2 separate regions of the Mus musculus genome follow, and region 2 is linked to region 1. The links are chromatin loops, found by intact Hi-C in ENCODE. Cell type or tissue: gastrocnemius. All regions are shown on one strand. Links, peaks and the distances in the headings refer to the core of each region. The heading gives the core; the rest is flanking DNA.

Region 1 (8,333 bases), core at 149-8,148:
TTACGTGAAGTATCAGGAAGAGCGGGGACCTTGAGCTCCCTCAGCTGAGAGATGGGGTCTGAACCCAGGGCTGCTGGCACTTTCACCACACACTGGGACCTTTGGTGCTGCTGCTGTTACTGGTAGAGGTGGTGGTGGTGGTGTGTGTGTCATGTTGTGCTAAGATAGGGTCTTGTGTAGACCAGGCTGACCTTTAATCTACTCTACAGCCAACAATGACCTTGAACTTTGGACCCTCTTACCTGTACCTCCCCAGTACTGAGATTGCAGGTGTTGGACGCCATGCCTGGTTTGTGCAGGGCTGAGGATAGAACTCTGGACTTCATAAAAAGCAAGCATCCTACCAAAGGAAGCAAACCCCAATCCCACTCTGTTTTGTTTGTTTTTAAGTACTAGCCACCCCACAGAGTCCCAGGATCAAAACCCATGGGACAGAGAGTCAGTTGGCTCCAGAAAACTATAAGCAGCTTTCCCAGACAGGTCATATTGCCCAAGGACAGAAATATTCGTAAAGGGAGACAGAGCAGAACTGAGAGTTGGGGAATCAATGGGGGAGAGGGATGAAGGGATTAAAGGATGAAAGGAGAGAGACAGCAAGGGAAGAATGAAGAAGGGAGAAAGAGAGAGAACGCAGGAGGGAGGGGAGGAGGGAGGGAGAGAGCGCCAGGAGGGGGCTCCCCTGCTTCACCAAGATTATGAAGAGGAGGCAGGCAGGGCTGCCCCAGCTCCCTCACCACCAGCCCCTGGAGCTCCCCAGCACCTCATAGCCCTTCTGAGTTCATTCTCTTCAACAGCCCTTGCTTGAAAAGTTGACAAATGAGACTATGTATTTACAGTGACTGACACAGACATTCAGTATGTTCAATTAAAACCGTCAGAACAGCAGCCGGTACCTGGAACTGACTGCCAGCCAGACTCTGGCAAGAGCATCACATTTACCTGCTCAAGCAAACTTGCAACACCCCCGAGGGAAGCACAGATCCACCCAGTCTGAAGATGGAACAGAGAATACCCAGAGCTGAGTGATGATGGTAATGGAGTGACCATCATCATTAGCCACCTTCTAAGCCTGTCCTTACCTCCCCCTCACCTCCAGGGCAACTTCAGACCCCTGGAGTCCACAGCTGGGAGAAGGTGCGAGTGGTGTCCAGGACAGGAACATGACTCACCTTCACAATGATATCCATGGCTTCATGGTTTTCCTTCTTGCTCGCTCCAAAGGACCTCACATTGAAGGAGCAGAGCCTTAGGGCCAGGGTGTCATGGAGGGCAAGGATGAAGAGCAGCAGGGAGGCCAGGCGTGGGGAAGCTGGGTGCAGGGACATCTTTGCACTCCTGGGACTTCAGGCTGGATGAAGACAGTGCCTGGCTCACTGACTTATAAAGCAGGCTGATAACAGGAATTACTGGATCCCTCTAGGTCACTTTCACTTCTCTGAGGAACTCACCATCACGCGTTTCAATCCCCAAGGAAATGAAGGTAATGGGTTAGCCATTAGAGAGGCCTCTGGTTTTCTTGTCCTCATGAGGAAAACGTCATGCTGCATTTACAAACCAGCCTCCTTAAAAGCCACTCATAATCTCAGTGGGCAGGGGTGGGGTGGGGTTAGCTCTGATCTCTAGGCATGTCTCCTGTGGTAGCCATGGGCCTCTCCCTGAGAGTTGATGAGCTTGGCAATGTTCACACAGAAGGAACTGGACTGGTGGAGCCACCTGCTGGGGGACAAAGACCTGGTGAACAGTCACCACTGGACACATCTATGCAGTGTCTCCTTAGCAGTCCCCGTGGGTGCATAAGGTCAGGTTTAGTTTGAATTCAGTGAAGCAAGGATACCTTGGCATCTGAGGAAGGTGAGGTGGAGATCCCAGGAGCAGAAGCGTCACAGGCTGAGGCCCTCAGAGGCAGCAGAGATAAAGAGCCAGCAGGAAAGTCCCAGGGTGGGCAGGGCTGGGTCGTGTGACCCAAACAGGTGTTTCCAGTGTCTGACGCAGCTGTGCGAAGCAATGTGTGAGCAGCCAGACAGCAATCCTGCGACATGCACACACTACTGTGTCATCACATCTCATCAGCAGCTTCAGGCTTGCGGTGAGAAGCACAAGCTAACGTTGTGTAATTCTAGCAAAACTCATGTGTGTAAACCAAAGCACCAGGGATGGGGTGGTGGAGCCGCACCCACGTTCCAGATCCTACAAAGCTGATTGGCTAATACCACCGCTCTGACTGAAAACTCAAATTCTCCTGCAGCCATCTTCAGCGCCCTTTAAAGGCCACCCATTGCCAACACCTGTGCTTGACCTCACATCCTGTGACAGTCAGGTAAACCCCTGTTGGAATACATGGGCAGAGCCCTAGCTCCCTCTAACCAGGAATCCAAGAATGTCATCAGGTGGCAACTAAGGCCAATAACATGGGTTTTTCTGCTTTGTTGAAGCCACCTACCTGGTATTCCCACCAATGTTTTCTTTTGTTTTGTTCCTATAAAAACATCCTGAAACTAGGGGCTGTAGAGATGGCTCAGAGCTTAAGAGCACCGAATGATCTTTCAGAGGGTGCCAATTCAACTCCCAGCACCCACATGGCCATTCATCATGGTCTGGAACTCTAGTTCAAGGGGTCCTCTTCTGGCCTCCACAGACACCAGGCATGCACAGGGTGCCAGACACCCATGCAGACAAAACACCCATACGCATAAACAAGCAAACAGAACCCCAAGATGTTATCGTGTAGAAACTCAGTATCTGGGAAGCCTAAATTTATGCTTCTAGGCCACCATCATTCATATCTGGTTCTCTTAGTCCCTATTCTCTCACAGTGGGAGCTGTATTCTTGTGGACCCCTTTGTACCAGCTGATGAAACAGGCTCTCAGTTTCAGCCCCACAGGACAGAGTATACGCAGGCTGTACTTGCACTGAAGAGAACCACCATAGGAAGAGAAGGCTCACGTGTCATGCTTTCAAAATTCTTTGAAATTTCCTTTTTCTCCTTCTCTTTTTCTGAAACAGGACCCCTAGCTCAGACTGACCTCAAACTCCGTATGTAGCCAAAAATAACGTTGAACTTCGGATTCTCCTGCCTTCACCTTCTGAGGGCCCCTGCTCCCCCTTCTTGTGCTTTGGGAGGTCAAACCCACAGCCCCAAGCATGCTAGCAAGCATCCAACCAAGCAAACGACCTCTCCATCCCCTTAGGGGCTCTTGTTTGGCAGAACGGCCATATTTCTTGGTAGGTGCTCCAGATCATGCACACTTCCTCTCCCACTGCCTCCCTCTCGCCCCTTCCACTCCTCACCCCTGCTTCCAGCCCCAGGTGTAACACCCCCCTAACACTAGATCAGTCTAGTTGAGAATGTTGGTGTGGAGGTCAGAGCAAGTGTGCTTCCAGTTACTGGCTGTTCAACCACACACAAATAACTAAACCTCTGTGACCGTTCCCTCACTTTAAAAATGGGCAATATTTGCTCCCATATAGTACAGCTGTGAAAGTTAGTTTTTAACTAAAACGCTAACTTAGCACAATGCCTAGCCTTTCATCTGTGTGAACAAAATATTGTTATCTGTGAACTGGAGAGCCAGTCCAGTGGTCAAGAGAACTTGCTATGCAAGCATGGATTTGACTTGGGAGCCCAGCACCTGTGTAATAACTTGGGCGTGGTTTTTTTTGTTTTTGTTTTTTTGTTTTTTTGTTTTTTCGAGACAGGGTTCCTCTGTATATCCCTGGCTGTCCTGGAAGTCACTTTGTAGACCAAGCTGGCCTCGAACTCAGAAATTTGCCTGCCTCTGCCTCCCGAGTGCTAGGATTAAAGGCGTGGTCCACTAAGCCCGCCTGACTGGGCGTGGTCTCATATATACCTATAGCCCCAGGGTTGTGAGGGATGGAGACAGGGACTTGTTGGCTGTCAGTCTAGCCAAAAACTGTGAGCACTCCAGGCTCAGTGAGCCCCTGCCTCAAAGGAATAAGGTGAAGAGTGGTCCAGGCAGACACTGGACACACTCTTTGGCCCTCCACATCTATTGACACACACACACATGAGCCCATGCTGCACTCACCACACTCATCACATATGCAACACGGGGGGGGGGGGGGGAGTTGGGGGGAGGGAGGGAGGGAGGGAGGGAGGGAGAATTGGAGAAGCAGTTTCTAAAATATCATAGGAAAAGCATTGCTATTTCTAGTTTTCAGATGAAGGAACAGAAAGTCAGAGACAAGACATTGCGTTGAGCCCAGCCATTGGTTATGGTGTGACATCGAAGACTTTCATTTGCTTTCTCAAAACGAATTCTCTTGGCTAATTCTTTGTTTATAGGTACAAAAAGACCCGTATAACTTCAGACTTTGCCTGACCAGTCTGTGACTTGGAGCTGGTGATGTTGCAATGCATAGATTATTAGATCTGCCAGGCTGGGCTAGGGAGAGGCCAACAAGATGCTGGTTTGGGGTACAAATTTCAAGGTAATGCCAAACAAATTAAAAAATCAAGGTAATTTCATTACATATTTTGTAAAAATCAAAATTTATTAAAAAAAAACCATAGTGAACAGAGTATCGATCTTAAATAAGGGCACAAATGGGACCTTGCTTTGGCGTGACTCTATCTTCTTCATTTCGCATTAATTCCGCAGCTGGCATCTCATTCCGGAGTTCCGCGTTGGCCCTTCAGGGTAGAAACTAGAGGAAGCAGCGCCCTCGTCTGGCAGGTGGGAGCACGGTTTCTTGGCTGATGAGCTGGCTGTGCCTTCGCGTCTCCCCCCTCAGTGCTAAACACTGTCCCTCAGATTTTAATCAAAAGAGCGCAGTCGGTCAAACGATACCATTGCAGCTCTTTCTCCAGTTCCTCCCTCTGGCAGCTCTTCTCTCTCACTTTCCTCCCTCCATTGCTCTTCTCTCACAGCTTTCTTGCAAACAAACAGGGCAAGGCCTCTGGAGATACTAAAGCAGCTTGTTGGCATCAAGCTGACCTTCCCAGCCTGACCACAAGAGGGCGCTGTGAGGGCCTGGAAGCAGAGGTACGCTAAAAATTATGAAGTTCTTTCACCTACCTACAATTATCTTCTTACCTTGAAATAATCCCAAATGTACATACAAATCTCAAAAACGGTGAGAAGAAATCATATACTCTACCTAACCTTTCCTTTTTGCTAGCTGCTCTGTGTACAAGTTTTTCAATTCAGGTGCAGGATTCAGACAGTGTGACTTTTTACCCTTAAACATCAGGGTGCATGACCCAGGAACAAGTATGTTTTCTTTATATCCAGATGAGTATTACCAAAACCAGGTTTAACAATGATACAGTATTGTTACCTAATCTATAATATTACTCCGGTTTTGCCAGCCAGTTTAGTAATGTCCTTCATAGTACCCCCCGTCCCCCGGGATCCCATCTAAATTACGCATCTGTGTAGCAGTCTTGCCTTGGGTCCCCTCTAATGTCACAACTGCGCACTGGCATTCCTGACAAGCCAGGCTCGCCACCTGTCCTCAATGGGCCTTAAAGAGAAGTGAAAGTGAAAAGCAGAGAAAGGAGATCCCTTCAGTTGGTCACACTGGGAAGAGGGACAACTAGGACAGTGACTACCTGGAAGGCAAAAGATATGCATCATTAACAGTGCAGGCTAGCCAGGTGGTGGTGGTGCACGCCTTTAATTCCAGCACTCGGGAGGCAGAGGCAGGCGGATTTCTGAGTTCGAGGCCAACCTGGTCTACAAAGTGAATTCCAGGACAGCCAGGGCTATACAGAGAAACCCTGTCTCAAAAAAGCCAAACCAAAAAAAACCAACCAACCAACCAAACAAACAAACAAACAAACAAACAAAAAAAAAACCAGTGCAGGCTAAGGTCTGACCCTGCCTGTCACAGATGCATCACTGTCTAGTCTGATCTGAAAAGTGGTCCCACATTTTGTCAGAACTCCATGAAATCACTTCCTGGGAGGCAAGTCGCCCCCCTCTGCCTGACAGGAGACTGGTCTGACAGTATTTCCCTTAGAACATCTTTATTCTCACTCGAACATTATATGACCCCTCCCTCCATCATAACTTTGACTATCTGAAAGCACACAGTCCAATTATATAGTAAAAGCTCTCTGAATGTGTCTAGCTCTCTCTCTCTCTCTCTCTCTCCCCCCCCTTCTCCCTTCCTCCCCCTCCCCCACTTTTTTTCTGGTCTCAGGTAGCCTAGGCTGACTTTAAACTTGCCATTCTCCTGTCTCAATGTTTCCTGTACTGGAATTACAGGTATGTGCCACCGTGCTTGTCTAGAAATAATTCTGTGAGTCACTGTGATGGCCTTTGTGTATGGTAGCGGTTCTAGAAGAGTGTTTTTGGTGGTAATCACTGCCAAATGACAGAGCCAGGAGCGTTTCCCTCAGAAGCTCCTGGTTTGTGTTAGGGTAAGAAGCTCCATTTTGATTCTGACGAGTTTCAAATACACAGAAACACCAAGCTCTCTGGACACCCAGACTGTGGCATAGGGGTCCCCAGTGGATTATGAGTCATGTTCTCGGAGCATCATATCTTCTTCTGAGTCATCCTACATTAGGCTTCCATAGGTTAATCCATCAGAAGCCACACCAGCTGAAAAGGCAGAGTAGGAAAGCAGGTTGGAGCAGCTGTCAAACCTCAACTAAATGGTGACTCACAAGTGACTCTCCAGGTGGGAATGACACTCTAAGACAGGGAATTCCTCTGTAGAGGAGAGCCTCCGAAGAGGCCCCCAGACCAAACTTAGATGCAGGTCAGTGCCATTCCAGTCCATAGTGTTCTGATTTAAGACATCAGCTCTGGACACTTTGACACGAGTAGTTCTTGATGTGGTATGTGGAATCATTGTACACAGTGGGGCTTTCCAGACACTTTCTCAACAGTTTGCCCTCACAAGGGTGGAGGTTGCGTTACGGAATATGATTGATAGAACTGTGTTAAGAGGTGGTGGAACCATTAAAACAAGATTAATGACTAAGAGGGAGCAGTCCTCTTCTACAGGACTGGGCTTGTTCTAGCAAGAACGACACATTAAGCCAGGTGTGATGTCACATGCCTGTCATCCCAGGACTCCACAGGTGTACGCAGGTTGAGTGAGACAGTCTAAGCTACATGGAAGACTATCTCACCTCCAGGTTGTTACAAACCAATCCTCCCACTGGGTTCTGCTTTCTTCTCACTCTGCTTCTTCCTCCCCATGTTTTCTGCAATGTGTTGAAGCAGTCAGTAGCACACAGCACCTCCCTGACCGGACCTTCCAGCCTTCTGAGCCGAGAGACAAGATGAACCTAGTTTTGTTGTTGGTGGTGGTGGTGGTGATGGTGGAATTGTTTATTTGTTTTGTTTTGTCTTGTATTTGTTTCATTTTCAAGACAGGCTTTTCTCTGTATAACAGCCCTACATTTCCTAGCTATATGTATATAACTAGCTCTGTAGACCAGAACTGGCCTGGAACGCACAGAGATCCACCTGCCTCTGTCTCCTGAATGCTGGGATTAAAGTCAAGCAGCCACCACACCTGGCTCTTGTTTCTTTATAAATCAGCCCAGTATTCTGTTATACCAACAGAACTCAGACTAAGAAAAGCATGAAAGGATGACCAAAATGCCTTCTGCCTTAACTCAGAGTTAAGGAATTAATGGGCTTGTCTTCAGTTTCACTGAGTTTTCTGGGTCTCTGAAATATCTGTATCCAATGGCCAAAAGTCAGTCACAAATTTGAATTGCCACACTAAATCTCTAGCTCAAATCGCCTTGCGTCCCATTGGCTACTTTAGACTTTCCAGTTTGCCCAAGCGTGATATCAACTCAGTCCCTAGGGTACTAGTTTTGCAACACTAAATAAACAAGTCACAGGCAAATCGGAATTAATTGATCATTCTGGCATTAGGGTTAGGTTAGGACGCAGAGGATGGGCAAGCAAGAAGTAGTAGACATAATATTTATTTTACCTAAGAATTTCTTAACATGGATAAATGTAAGAGGTAAATGCTATACTGTCCCTATTGTATAGTAGGGTATAAGCTGGAGCTGAGAGAGAGTAGACAAATTCTCAGAGTGTCCATTGAGTGATCGGCAGAATTGACATGCCAGAGACCAACCAGTGCCCTCATCCTTTGCTTTGCATTGCCCTAAGGAGCTCCTGTGTAAAGGTGGTACAGAGAAAGTCCAGAAACTGTATTTAGAATTAATTCTGGGACTAAAAGCCAATTCTCTACAGAAAGTCAGTGGAAGCTGTTTCCATGGAGACCCACTCACATCCAACCTAGCTGTGTTCAAATGTAGCCGCAATGGTGAGGAGGCGTCGTCACTAAAATGAGGTGCATTTCCAACAGTCCCCCCAGTTTCTCCAATGTC
Region 2 (8,333 bases), core at 113-8,112, 47 kb after region 1:
CCATGAGGACTATCAGTTCTGTTACTCCTTCCGGGGCAGGCCAGGACACAAGCCATCCATCCTTATGCTCCATGGATTCTCCGCACACAAGGACATGTGGCTCAGCGTGGTCAAGGTACACTTCAGACTCTTCTGCCTTAAAGGGAGATGGGTGGGAACACGGTTCAAGTTAAGTCTTAAAATTAACAAAGTATATTATTCAGACCCTTGTATGTGTCACAGAACTAATTTGTTAAAAAACAAAAAACAAACCTGTGTCTCTGGAATCTTCTCACTGTGTGGATATTTTTAGGCAGCGGTAAGGGTGGGAGTGAGCTAACATAGCTCACTCACCTCAGATCCGCTGTGACGCTTGAGGCTGGGTTTTTTCCAAAAGTGTTCTTTTTTTTTTTTTAATTCTACATTTCCTCTCTCCTTTTCCTGTCTATCCCCAAACCCCTCTGCCTACTGTCGTTTGTTCTTTTTTCTTTTCCTTAATCATTTAGAGAAATGATCTAGATCTAGCAGCTTTTCAGAATCCCTTCCCAAGTCACTTTTTGTGCAGTTGACTTGTGTGGCCTCTGTCTGTCCTTTGGAGAGTGACCAGCTGGTGGGGAGGCCGTGGCTGGCACTGGTCTTGAGAGCACAGCATCCTGGATTCCTACTTCAAGGGGGACAGTATCTGAGGGATACGAAGTGCTCCTAGGAAACTGCACATGTCATTGAGTCACCTGTGTTCTCACATGGCATGAGGACAGCCATCTTTCAGCCTTAATGAATCTTCTTTGTCCCTTCTTCAGTAAACATCTCTGATAACTGACATTTCTCAGATTCCTGGCTATAGTTGCTGCATCTTCTAAACAGAGCAGAAAGGAAAGTAATCACCTTAAGAGTTAGTCTCTGATGGAGAAAGAAAAAGTTAGTGGAGACCAGCCTCCTGGTGTTGGGGAAAGCACTGGAGCTGGCCTTCTGGTTCTAAGACAGCAGCCGCATGGCTGGAGGAAGTCAGACACGAGAAAGAGAGGAAGCAGTACTGAGCTATCAGCATTAAGTTTTAAGATGTTGGACCATTGAGATGGCTCGGAGGGAAAAGTGTATCCCCTCCAGTCACCCACTGAGCCTCTTTGCATCTATGCACCAGTCTGGGGCTCCTCTCTTCCCTATGAGGCTGCTGTCTAGACTGATTCATCTAAGTATCATGTAAAACACGTGGAGGCTCAGAAACAATCTTAGTAGCTGTCAGGGTCACTGGGTCCGCGGCGGCTGCCTCCCCAGAGACTCGGGCGGGCAGGCACGGTTTTTGGTAGTTTTTGTAGATCATATACTGACTGTAAGGGTCTGGGCTTTCAGTTCCTTCCGAAGAACCTGCACTTGGTCTGTGTGGACATGCCTGGGCATGAAGGCACCACCCGCTCCTCCCTGGATGACCTGTCCATAGTGGGGCAAGTTAAAAGGATACATCAGGTAAGCAGGGCCCTCCACCCGAAGTCCCACATAGTTTCCTAGCACAGGGAAAGCAGGCAAGAGTTGCACAGCGGCTCATGGCCAGTCCCTAGTATACTTTGTCTCCAAGTGATTGCAAACACAATGGGAGCCTCGGGACATCTCTGGTCATTTGAGGAGGGCCTGAACTTATTACAGATGCTTTTCCTTTAAGCCTATTGAACCTTTTGGTTTTGTATTTTGAAATAGGGCATTGTGTAGACTAAAGATTGCTTTGAACTTCTGATCCTCCTACCCCTACCTCCCAAGTGCAATGATTACAAGACTGTGTGCTAGCAGCCATGTTTTGTGTGGGGTTGGGAATCAAGCCCAGGAAACTGTACATGTTAAGCAAGCACTCTGCCCACTGAGGTCCATCCCCTGCCCATCAGCACCAGCTGCCCATTTGTCCATGAAGAAACATCATCTGCACAGTTTCCCAGGCCTCTGTCAAGCCATGCACTGTCTGCCTGTAGAGGCCTGTTTCTCTGCCTCCATGTGGTTATTGCTGGGAGACTTTGCATGTTATTGTGTTTTAGTTTCCATCTCTGGCCCTCTCCTATAGTTATCACTCATGAGCCCTTGAACCCTTTCTTAAAAGAATAGTTTGTAAGTTTCAAGTTCATATTGGTGTTTTTTCCAAATAAGGATATTTACTTGATAATTTCTGCCTCCACTGTTAAAACTATATGTACACACACACACACACACACACACACACACACACACACACACACGGGATCCCATTACAGATGGTTGTGAGCCACCATGTGGTTGCTGGGAATTAAGCTCAGGACCTCTGGAAGAACAGCCAGTGTTCTTAACCACTGAGCCATCTCTCCAGCCCTGAACTATATATTTTAATGAGAGCTTATTGTCTGGCTCTTTGCTGTATTCTCAGCAGCTAACCATAGTTACTTGCACATAACAAGTACCCAACAAATATTTTTCCAGTGAGGGACATATGTGTAGATGGCTGGATGACTAGCCAGATAGGACTTCAAATTAAGCAGGAGTCATCAAACTATGGCCCCAAGGCTGACACCTACCTTTGTAAACTAAGTCTTCTTGACGCACAGCTGTGATTGGTTGCTTATGTATTTGCCTCTGGCAGCTTTTGTGACATAGTAGCCAAGTTGAGTAATGATACAAAGACCAGCTGACCCATAGAGGGGGAAAAAAAACCATTGACGCCTTGGCCCTTCACAGGATAGTTTATGACCTATTAAGGGAAGCCTCATCATTTGATTATATTTATAAATGACCCAACAGTCACATGTGCCATATAAAGGAAAGTACATATCTGTCACAGGGCTCAACTAGGCAATGGGTCTAATAGCCAGCGTCAGACCCAGGGGAGGGTCCAACCGCATTGAGGGGGGGCGGTGTCTCTACTCTGCGGTGCGTGCTGTAATCACACCTCCTTTTCATTTCTCTTCCTAGTTTGTAGAATGCCTTAAGCTGAACAAAAAGCCCTTTCACCTTATAGGCACCTCCATGGGTGGCCACGTGGCTGGAGTATATGCCGCTTACTACCCATCTGATGTCTGCAGCCTGTCTCTCGTGTGTCCTGCTGGTGAGTTATGTGGCCAAGACAACCTTACCAGTGACTTGAATTTAAAGAAACATCTGTACAGCTTCTACTGTTAGTACTTTTAAAAAGCTATCCTCCTGGTAGATAGACTTCAGAGGCAGGCAACGCTAGATGTTAACTCTGACCAGGTAACAGTTATATTGTGAGAACCATAGCCAAATTGACTTGGCCTGTGTAGCCAGCCCTGTCCCACCGAGAGCTGGAGATGGACGGTGGACATGCGCCCACACTTAGGAACCATCCTGTACCACAGAGTGTTATGAAAACTAATCTCAGATCGAGGTTTCTACCCCGTCTTTATCACTCAGTTCCTAGATAAAAGACTTTAGTATTTATAATAAGCCTTAATTGGCACCTGAGCTGGGCAGATACCTGCCCTCTAAGCTATTACCTCTCTATCCATAACCTCAAGTTAAGCCTTGCCATGTTCTGTGAGGGCGTCTTTACTCTGATTGGCCAGCCCACGCTGCCAGTTCTTATGATCCCTTACCTCATGGTATCTTCCTCTCCTCTCTGCCTTCTCTCTCCCCTCTTGGTCTCTCCCCAGATCCCAAGCCTGGGAATCCAAACCCCACCTATCTCAATTCTGTCCATCTATAGGCTGTAGGCATCTTTATTCACCAATCAGGGATGACTTGGGGGGCAAGGTTACATAGCATCACTTGTCTACCTTCATAGCAGAAGACCAGACCTCTCCACGGAGAGCTGGAGGTGGGCAGTGGACTCACACAGTGCCAGGCAGCACCTGGAGGTGGGCAGTGGGCAGTGGGCAGTGGACTCGCGCAGTGCCAGGCAGCACCTGGTACTCATGACTGTGGTGCTCATGCCGGCTTCCTGCATCTGTTGATCCTCAAGAGCTAACATCTCTTTATAGACTTAATTTCACTTAACCCTGTGAGATGAAGGTACTATTCTACTCTCATTCAAAAGAATGAGCAAAAGCCAAAGATTTCGCTTATTTTAAGATTTTTTCATGATTTTTATCAGTATGTGTTTATTGTGCTGAGTTTATAGAAACCTTTTAATCTAAGGTGTCATGAACATTGACCATGGTTATCCTAAATCCCTATGTCCACCCCTCACCAGTCCCCTTCTTGTTCCTAAATAGTCACATGATGACAACTTTATAGAAAGTCAGTGGACTTTAGCTTCTCTGCTTATCTTTGTATGAGTATATTTTTACGTGTTCAAACACACACGCGCACACACACATCTTACAAGAGTTTGAGCTGTAACTCCAGAAATTACTACCTCAAATTGGAGTTTTTAATTTATTTTTCTCCCATAAGTCTTTAAACTTAGATTACTAGCACAAGGTAGATAAATAGTAATTTTACTCTCTCCAACTTGCATTATTTACACATAGTAAAGTAGGATTTGTTTGTTTGTTTTGACAGAGTATGTCTACTTAGTCAAAATTAGCCTTGAACTTGTTATCCTGGCTCAGCTTTCTGAGTTCCAGAAAGTTCATGAGCCACATGTTGAGAAGCGTTGTCTTATATGATGCGCTGAAACCTAGTCATCAGCTGCGCACTTATAACTCTTACTGAAGCTAAACTAAATCGACCTTTAAAACCTTTCAGCGTGGTGGTGGGATAGTTCAGTGGTTAGAGCACTACCTGCTCTTCCAGAGGTCCTGAGTTCAATACCCAGCATATAGATGGCTCATGACTATCTATAAAGAGATCTGGCGCCCTCTTCTGGCATGTAAGTGTACATACAGACAGGACGTTCCTACATTTAAAAACATATATACATAAATTGCAAAAAAAAACCAAAACCTTCAGCGAGGGGCTGGAGAGATGGCTCTGAGATTAAGAGCACTGGCTGCTCTTTGAGAGGAGCCTGGTTCAATACCCAGTATTCATGTGGCAGCTTATAACTGTCTCTAATTCCAGTTCCAGGGGACCCAACACCCTCACACAGACATGCATGCAATATATACACGAAATAAAAATTATGAAATGTGATCATTTGCAGGCCTGTTAAGGGCATTGAACTCAGACAATCCCCAGTGTGTCTTCTCTTCTCCCTTTTCTCAGCACCGGCTCTGAAATCAGTTGCTCCTTTAACCGTAAAGTTTGAGGACTGAAGGGGCAGCCCCTAGAGAAGGTGATTCCCCTTCCTGGTAAAGGTCAGCCCTGGGCTGTCTTTCCGTCATGTTTCCTTCCATCTGGTTGAGCAGTGCGTGCCTGCAGCTTCCCACTCTCCAGCTCATCCCGCTGTATGCAATGCAGGTTCTGATTCCAGAGGCTAAGCCTGGGTTTCTGTCTCTCATGTTAGTCTGTGGCCACAGTGTGTGCAGTCAGTCCCAAAATACAATGTTTTAATCCAGACTAGCTTAGAATTCATTATGTAGCCCATGCTAGCATTGAACTTGTGATTCTCCTGTCTCTGCCTCCGGAGGCATCTATGTCCCACCAAACTTAACTCTCTATGTTTCTCAAAATATGATGTTTCCTTTGAGCAGTGGTGCCAGTCCCAGTGAGAAAGGGTCATTCAGCCAGTGCTCCTGGTGACTGACTCCTGACACATTAATCTGGGTTTGTCATTGGTTGGGCGTTTGCCTGGGGCGTGGTAAGAAGGTAGGTGTGTCATTGGGCTCTTCTGTTTTGCATCTCAGGCCTGCAGTACTCAACTGACAATCCTTTTGTACAACGGCTCAAAGAGCTGGAGGAGTCAGCTGCCATTCAGAAGATTCCCTTGATCCCATCCACCCCGGAAGAGATGAGTGAGATGCTGCAGCTCTGCTCCTATGTCCGCTTCAAGGTGCCCCAGCAGGTATGGCGTCTCGGCCACTCCCTTGCCGTCCCTGCAGCACGCCCACCCAGACACACACATCCTCTTGCATCTACCATCCTGCCTGCCTCATTGTTTTCAATGTAGCTTACCTGTGATATGTCAGACACTGTGCTGAACACTGTGGTAAGTACATAGCACAGGGACTTCCCTGGGCAGAAACAGTCCAGTGCAGTAGGTAGACATTAATAGACAAAACGACAAATTGAAATGAGTTTTAGAGGTAAAATGAAGACTTATACATTGAAAAACAATTTTTTTAATAAATCCAAAAGGCTTTTCATCTATGAGAGTTATATTTGTTGATATTGAAACTCAAAAAAATTTAACATAGGGCTGGAGAGATGGCTCAGCAGTTAAGAACACTGTCTGCTCTTCCAGAGGTCCTGAGTTCAATTCCCAGCAATCACATGGTGGCTCACAACCATCAGTAATGAGATCTGGTGCCCTTTTCTGGTGTGTCTGAAGACAGCTACAGTGTACTTATATATAATAAATAAATCTTTTTAAAAATTAAAAATAGGCTGGGCGGTGGTGGTACACGCCTTTAATCCCAGCACTTGGGAGGCAGAGGCAGGCGGATTTCTGAGTTCGAGGCCAGCCTGGTCTACAGAGTGAGTTCCAGGACAGCCAGGGCTATACAGAGAAACCCTGTCTTGAAAACCAAAAAAAAAAAAAAAAAAAAAAAAAAAAATTAAAAATAAAAATAAGACAAACAACAAAGTTTTAACATAAACAGATATGATATCTCATGTTATATAGTATGCTTAAGAGAATATAGGTGAAAGGCAATGACATTGAGCATCATTGAGTATGAGTACAACATGACCTCATGGTCTCCTCAGACCTGCCCCCAGATATTGTAGGTCTCTATAGTTTATGGGAATGAATCTATGTTTTTTCTAAGCATAGTAGGGGAGCCACTGAAAGACTGTAGGGGACACAAATAGAAACAGGGCTACCTAGGATATTCTTTGGCTTAGAGATGATGGTCCAGACTGAGGTAGGAGCCCTAAAGATGAGGGCTAAGGTGTGGTTTGAGGAAGGATGGGTAAAACAGGACAACATGTGTAGAGTTCCATTTGGATGTATGAAGTTCAGATTGCATTTGAGCCCTCCAAAGGGATATGTCCAGTAGGCAACTAGACACTTAAGTGATGCAAACTGAAGTCTGGCCTGAAGGCAAAGCAGGAGCTATCCACAGAGGACACAGTTGAGGGTCATAGGTCTGAATGAGATCCTTGAAGAAGAGGTGTGGAGAGGAAAGCCGACAGCTTGGGGCCCATGGACTAGGTTATCTCCTGTGTTGGAAGCATGGAACCCTGACTGGGCGGGTGGGGTCCTCTTAGGCTGTGAGAATGGACAGTTATTCAGACTTTGAACCATGACTCAGTAAGTGCGGCCTATATCTGGGGAAGCAGCCATATCTGTTTCTGAGGTGAACTCTGTCCTCGATACCTTTTTAGTCAGAAAGTGTCATTGTCCTCTGCCCACTATGACGTGTTTGGAATGTAGCGGCCAAAGGAGACTCCATGCCTTTCCCTGTCAGGGATAAAAACCCTGAGAGGAAATACTGTTAGTTAGCTTCAGAAGCTTTTCTTTCCCGGGAGGGCAGGGCCGCCTAGCACTGAACCCATTAGGCCATCTTGTGGTTGTGGTTGTGTTTGTTCACGCATCTCCTGCTGGATGCTCTGTAAGATCAGGCCTGTCTGTCTCCAGCCTTTAGGAGTGTGCCTTCACAAAGAAGGTCCTACTTAGAAGATTGTATGGATGGTGGATCTGAGAGGAGGCCATAGTGTCAGCGATGGTGGATTGGTAGGTACAGGTTAGGTAGCTATGTGAGTTGATACATGTGTATGCTTATATGATTTAAGGCTACAGAATGGTGGGTGGGTGGATACAGGGATGGATTTATTGAACACAATATATATATATTTCAGGGAAAGAGGAATTGAGTAATTAAGCAAAGTTGGAGACAGATGGGTAGATGCATGGATCCTGGTTGGACAGAGGAAAAACTTAAATGTCTGCCTCAGAGCACAGTGCTGTTAAATAGTCATCACCCTCACCCCTGGGCTTCCCCCTTCAAAACCTCTCAGATTCCAGTCATGCATTAGAGAGCTGATCCAGTCCAAAGCAGCCATGGTCCATATGCTAGCTGTCTGCCATCGTGGGAAAATACTCAATCTCACCATGGGTTCAGGGGGTTCATCCCGTTGTCTCTTGACCCCTTCCCTGCAGGCATACCATCAGTCAATACAGCATGGCGGGAAGCATGGGATAGACCACAGATGCTCATCTCATGGTGGACAGGAAGTGGGCAGGGATGAGCCAGGGTCCCAGTGTATCACTCAGAAGTGTATCACCAATGACCTGCTTCCTCCATGTAGGCCCAGCCTCCTAAAGTCCTCCTTCCAGTGACACCCCAGACTGAAGACCAAGCATTTAGTACATGGTCTTCTGAGGACCGTAACACTCC

The links. Peaks named below come from ENCODE experiments on the same cell type or tissue, not always from the same donor. Only the 100,000 strongest peaks of a DNase experiment are listed, where the experiment ranks them.
Region 2: a loop joins it to region 1, with 1.9 times the contacts of the local background. A loop is called at or near these places in 23 of 42 quality-filtered maps.

The regions. Positions count from the first base shown.
Region 1 is chr14:7,992,661-8,000,993 of GRCm38, forward strand. Dnase1l3 (deoxyribonuclease 1-like 3) reads right to left here and starts at 1,522. Exons shown (of 8, transcript NM_007870.3): 1 at 1,170-1,522. The coding sequence starts at 1,325. In gastrocnemius, for the core only: CTCF peaks have their summits at 1,725 (motif pointing left) and 4,918; DNase peaks (open chromatin) are centred at 1,745, 3,231, 4,690, 4,943 and 1 more place; H3K4me3 peaks cover 527 bases; H3K27ac peaks cover 441 bases.
Region 2 is chr14:8,039,790-8,048,122 of GRCm38, forward strand. Abhd6 (abhydrolase domain containing 6) reads left to right here. Exons shown (of 9, transcript NM_025341.4): 3 at 1-115; 4 at 1,330-1,443; 5 at 2,905-3,037; 6 at 5,679-5,836. Among named protein-coding and RNA genes, the nearest start is that of Gm41094, 12 kb to the right of the region's middle. In gastrocnemius, for the core only: a CTCF peak has its summit at 4,757 (motif pointing left); a DNase peak (open chromatin) is centred at 4,705; H3K27ac peaks cover 776 bases.